Regions from separate parts of the Homo sapiens genome. Here region 1 is linked to region 2. Evidence: chromatin contacts called from ENCODE POLR2A ChIA-PET data. All regions are on one chromosome and are shown on one strand. Each heading gives the region's core, a stretch centred on a gene start or an enhancer-like site at or near the end of the contact. The rest is flanking DNA. Distances are from core to core; before and after follow the strand shown. Region 1 holds the start of TSHZ1 (teashirt zinc finger homeobox 1). Region 2 holds the start of ZCCHC2 (zinc finger CCHC-type containing 2).

The links. ChIA-PET counts read pairs that join two places held with the same protein, here RNA polymerase II (POLR2A).
Region 1: POLR2A ChIA-PET joins it to region 2 with 20 read pairs in activated T-cell. The contact joins the promoter of TSHZ1 here to the promoter of ZCCHC2 in region 2. POLR2A ChIA-PET finds 5 or more read pairs at or near these places in 3 of 52 experiments (GM12878, T-cell and activated T-cell).

What each region holds. Positions count from the first base shown.
Region 1 is chr18:75,209,356-75,212,055 of GRCh38, reverse strand. TSHZ1 (teashirt zinc finger homeobox 1) reads right to left here and starts at 1,259. Exons shown (of 2, transcript NM_001308210.2): 1 at 140-1,259. The coding sequence starts at 179. RefSeq lists silencers at 1-265, 2,203-2,700 and enhancers at 1,148-1,442, 2,482-2,700.
Region 2 is chr18:62,521,749-62,524,448 of GRCh38, reverse strand. ZCCHC2 (zinc finger CCHC-type containing 2) reads right to left here and starts at 1,424. Exons shown (of 14, transcript NM_017742.6): 1 at 86-1,424. The coding sequence starts at 1,024. RefSeq lists silencers at 1-140, 1,031-1,530, 1,561-1,830, 2,061-2,170 and an enhancer at 142-715.

The DNA of each region.
Region 1 (2,700 bases), core at 10-2,509, about 13 Mb before region 2:
TGTGGCCAGCGCAGGCTGGGCCTCCCCTCCCCAGCTTGGGGCGGCCCGCGGCCCACGTCCCGCACCTCGGCCCGCGAAGCCCCCTCCTCCTGCTCCTCCCGGCGCCCACTCCCCGCGGCGCGGGCCGCGCGCCCGTTACCTGCCGAGCGCCGGGGGGCCTGCTGCTTCCTCCTCGGCATGCTGCTCGGCCGCCGCAGCCGTCGCCTCAGCCGCCGCCGGAGTTCGCGGGGCGCGGGGACGCGGGGCCCCGGGCGCGGGCGCAACTCCGCGGCGCGCCCAACTTTGGCCTCGTCCCCGCGGGCTCCGGGCTCCGGGCGCGCCGCGGACCGCGGGGAGCCGCTCGCATGGACCGCCGCGCCCGGGGCCGCTCAGGAGGCGGCGGCGGCGGCCGCGCGGCCCGCTTCCCGGCGCCGGGCTGCGGGCGGAGCGCGCGGGGCCTGGGCGCCGAGCCCGGAGTCATCCCCGGCGCGGGCCGCGGGCGCAGCAGCGGGCGCTCGGCGGGCCGGCCCGCGGCCCGCGCTCCATGCTGCCGCCTCCCCGCCGCCGCGCTGCTGCTGGGCGGGCGCTCCTCCCGGCGCGCCGCTCCGGGCGCTCCCCTGCGCCTTCTTCCGCGAGCCGAGAGTCGCCGAGCGCAACTTTCTCTCCCCCTCTCTCCTCGCTGTTTGGGGGTCGCGGCGAGTGTTTTTAGTGCGCGGGTCGCAGCTTTCTCATTGTGCGCCAGCGAGGCCGATGCAGGCTGTCCTTTTCCTCCCCGCACTTAGTCTAAGAGGAAGAAAGCAAACAAGACAGAGGAGTGAAGCCCCCGTACATACATGCGCCGGGGGGAGATGTCAGGCGCTGCTCCACCTTCCAAACAGTCACAGATCAAACAGTGTCACCCCGCCGGAGCGCCACTTGGTGCCCCGCGCTTCCACCCGGGGGGCTTGGCCGCCAGGATCGCCGCTTCTTCCAATGCGAAATCTAATGCAAACACATTTTGATCATGGATTTTTGGCCGGTCTTGATCTTCCAACAGAAAAAAATTTGAAAAATACACAAAAAGCACCCCCCCCTCCAAGAAAAAAAAAAGGCAACAACAACCCGGAGAGTGTGTGCAAAGGGGGTGAAGAGCAGACATTCACTGGGTGGGCGAGATGAGCGTGGACTGTCCCCCCCCCCCTCAAACTCCTGGGAGAGAGGGAGATGCACTCTCGCTCTCTCCTCTTTTCAGTGAAATATAACACACATTCGGATCGCAGAGCTTTCAGACAGTCTCAACTGATAGACAGACACATCGAGCTGCTTTTCCTGCTTCAGTTTTTACTCCTCCTCCTCTCGCCAACGTCACCCTGACAATTACAAATAGGTCTCTCACAAACCATACCTGTCAATCTTTTTAATTGCTTTGTTTTCTTTTTTTCGGAGCTAAACAATATGACAAAAAAAAGAAATCTTAATACAGCATAACATAAAAGATTGTACATTGGAGGAATTCATTCAGTGTTGTTATTGTAACCCACTGGCTGATACCGGGTAAAACCCATATGCTCTAAGTTAAGTAGACATTAGTTCCTGCAGATTTTTAAACCTGTTAGTTCCCCCCCAACACACACACATACACATACACACACTTGCACATTCATACACACGCAACCACGTGCATCCAAACTACCCTTGGGTGAAGCATGTCCTACATTTGGGGGGAAAAATATCTGTGTCGCTTTTGCAATCTCAGGTTGGGGGGTTAGATTTGGCTGGGGAGGAGCCCAGAGTAGCTTTTATATTTTGGTAATTCGTGGGTAACTGAAAAGCAAGATATTTTTAAAATTAAATTTTACAATTTAAATAAAAATGTAAAGATGGACTTAGTTCATCACAGAAAAGTGTGGAAATATTTAATTTGGCCCCTCTATAAAAAGTGAATTGACATTTGGTCCATGCACGCCAGTAGGGAGAAAACGGACACGATGGAACGACAGATCTTTCTAGCTGGGTTCGAAAATGAGGTCCTCACACAGCAGTGCAACGTCTCCAATTCAGTTAAGTCCCTCGGCATCCCCACGTAGAACTTTAAAATGTGTCTGTGCTCTGGGAATTTGGCCTTCTGGTTTTCTATATGTGTGTTCTCTCCCAATGGGAAACCTGTAACAGTCTTGTAGATCTACTTAAAACATTCATGGAAAAACATGAAATCTAGGCCAAAATAAATAAAATGGCTTAGTTCCTGCAACTTGCATGGGACAGACCGTGGACAGAAAGCACGCGCAAGGGGTTCCGGGGACAGGAAGCCACCAGCCTGGGGAGCGGGAGGCACTGGACATTTCCCCGCCCCGCGGTCGGTACGGGTGCGCGTGCGGCAGCGGCGGCAGGGGCTCCCCGCCCTGCCCGGGGTCCCCGGTCGTGCCCCGCCGCCCGGGCCGCGCTCGGGGTTGATTCGTACCACCTTGCAAGGAAGTGAACGCTTCGCACGGGAAGGGGAGGCGCCTGCGCCGGCCGCCGCGCAGCTCCGGGGACGCCCGGGGCTGCCGCCGGCTCGGGGCCGCAGACGACCGCGGGACGCGCGAGTCCCCCGTCCCCCCTTGCCCGCCGTCCCCCCCGCCACCCTTGCCCGAGAGGAGTCAAATCCGGCTTTTAGAGCTCGGGGAGGGTGGGGATATCCGGTGCCTCTCCCGCGCCAGGAGGAAGGGGGAGGGCGGAGAGGATCCTTGGCCAGTCTGCGCC
Region 2 (2,700 bases), core at 175-2,674:
GGCAAGGGGCGTCCGAGAGCGAGGCCGGGGAGGCCGCCGGGGCAGCGATCGCACCGCGAGTCCAGGGAGGCTCCGTGCGCCTTACCTGGGCCCTGGGGCCGGCAAACTTGCACGGCTCTACCTCCACCTCCGCGTCCTCGGGGCCCCCGCGGAGCGCGGCGCGGAGCCTCTCCAAGTGTTCCCTCAGGGTGACCCGCTGGTGGAAGGAGAAAGCCGGGTGCAGCGAGGCCATGGTGAAGAGCAGCAGCAGTTCCTCCTGGGCCCTGGAGCCAAGCCCGCCGCCGACCCGGGGCTCCACAATGCCGCCTTCCGGGCCTGAGCCGTCCTTCTCGGCGTCCTGCTCGCCGTCGCCGTCCTCGCCGCGCTCGTCCTCCGCGCCGCCCCGCGAGCCCTCGCCCCGGGCCGCGCGCAGGCTTTTGAGCACCGAGTCCACCTGGGGTAGCAGGCGGTGCAGACGGCCAGCGGCCTCCCGGTTCTCCGAGCCCAGCAGCGCCAGGTAGACGATGAGGCGCGAGCGCACCGCGGGCTCTCGGAAGTCGGCCAGCGGCCCCGGGTCCGAGAGGCCGTTGGCCTTGGCCTCCGAGTCGCGCAGGTAGTGGTAGTCCTTGCGCGCCAGGTCCTCCAGGCACGAGCCAAGGAAGCGCAGCTCCAGCGGGTTGCACAGGTCCAGCAGCCCGCACATGAACTCCAGGCGCTGCGCCGAGCCCAGCACCAGCCCGAACCACTCGTATACCCGCTCCTGCTCGCGCAGCGCCGCCGAGGGCCCCCCGCCGCCGCCCGGCATACCCGCCCCCGCCGCCGCTCCACCAGCAACAGGCGGCCCGAGTCCCCGGGGCGGCGGCGGCGGCGGCAGAGGGCCCCGCGACGGGCCCGCGGGCGGCGGCGGCGGCGGCGGGGGGCGGCAGTCGCGGCGGCGGCGCGAAGGCGCCTTCGCGCCCGGCCGCGCGTCCGCCTCGGGCTCCTCCGCCTCGGGCGGCGGCTCCGCGGGGTGCGTTGGCTTCAGCGGCAGCTTCATCCTCAGCATCCTCGGCTAGGGCGGCGCAGACATGCGAGCGGGGGCGGGCGGGAGGGGCCGCGAGGTGGAGCACGGGCCGAGGCGGCGGCGCGGCCGTCAGGAGCGGGGCCCCTCCATGCCGCCGGGGGAGGGCCGGGGCCGGGGGCGGGTCTCGGCCGGCGAGGGGGGCGGTGGCCGGCCGGCGGGGTCGCTGGCGTCGTCTTCCCGGGCTGGGGGCGGGGCGTGCCCGCGACGGCTCCTCCCCCTGGGCTCCTCGCCGGTTCTGGGAGCCCGGGTGCGGGTGGGAGCAAGCGAGCGAGGGTGTCCTCCTTCCGCCTCCCTCTCTCCGCCGTCCGCGCTGAGCCGGGGCGGCGGTGCCTGAGCTGTTCCCTCGCGAGCCGGTGAGGACGGAGCGGCTGGGTGAGGAGGTGGAGCAGCCGGGCCGGGCGGAGAAGCTTGCGGGCTCCGCGCACCTCACCTCCGCCAATCAGCACCGCGAATCGACGGTGACGTCGCTCTCCCCGCCCCCTGGGGGGCCGCCTTTCTCCAGGAAGCCACGCCCAACTGCTGGCCGGCCGCCTCCCTCTCGGCGGCTTCCGTGCGGTCCTAAAGGCTGGTGCTCGGCAGGAGGAGGACGCGGGCTGGGGCCGTGGGGCGGCGTGAGGGTAGCCCGGGAGCGGTGAGGAGCGTGCGAGGCCCACGTGAGCGGAGGGACGCGGCCGCTCTCACCTTTCCTGAGGGCCCTGGCCCGGCTTTGGACTCCTGATTCTCCTCTGCTTGCCAGCTGCCGCCCCGCCTCCGCCAGTGGTGCCCGGGCTGCCTGCGCGGCCGGAGTGAACGCGTCCCGGGAGCAGGGGTTTCTCCGAAGTGAGTGCGCCAGCCCCGGGACGAGCTCGTTCGAGTCCTCACCGCCCAGTGCACTTCCTGAAAGCCGGCGGTGGGCTGTCTCCCACCTTGTGAAACTTTGCCAGGTGTCGCTCACAGGGGACTGGGTCCGGACGCGGGTGGCGGCGCTGGTTTGCGGCCCCGGTTTGCGGCCCCGGCGCCGCGATCCCGGGCCGCGCCCACGCCCAGGCTGGAGGCACCGTGCGCAGGTGGGGACGCGCGGCCGGGAGGTGCGCAGCGGGACCCGGCCGGCCGAGGGTGAGCGCTGCTGGGGACGCTCCTAGTCTGTAACGCTCTGTGAAAATTATTTCCTGGATAGTTTAGGAAAAGCCTCTCCCTTCCCCGCCCCTAAACCTCTATCTTTTGGGAATCATTGATTTGCTAAATGACATTTCGGTGCCTAACCCATTTTGAATCCTTGTTCTGCTGTGAATTTCATGTGACTGGAGGAATTTAATAAGCTACCAACTTGACAGGCTTTAAACTTAAAAAAAAAAAGTTTTGTTACGTTTTTCAGATTTAGGCTTCCAAGATGTTTACACTCGCACTGTTACTTTTTTTTTTTTTTTTTTTTTTTTTTAGCAACATAGTCCAAATTTTTAAAACTCAGCTGGATCTTTTGAGGGTTAATTAAAAGGTGGGTTAAAAAAAATCTTAAGACTTTAAATTTAGAAGTCCTACTACAGCTATGTAGTAGGAGTATGCAGAAAGATAAGAATCACATTGTAACTCTTTGCGGTGGTGCTGGAACATCTGTTGGGAGAGCATATGCTGAACTCTGTTCACCTCACAAGTTTATGTCCTAAGAGGCTCATTCACAG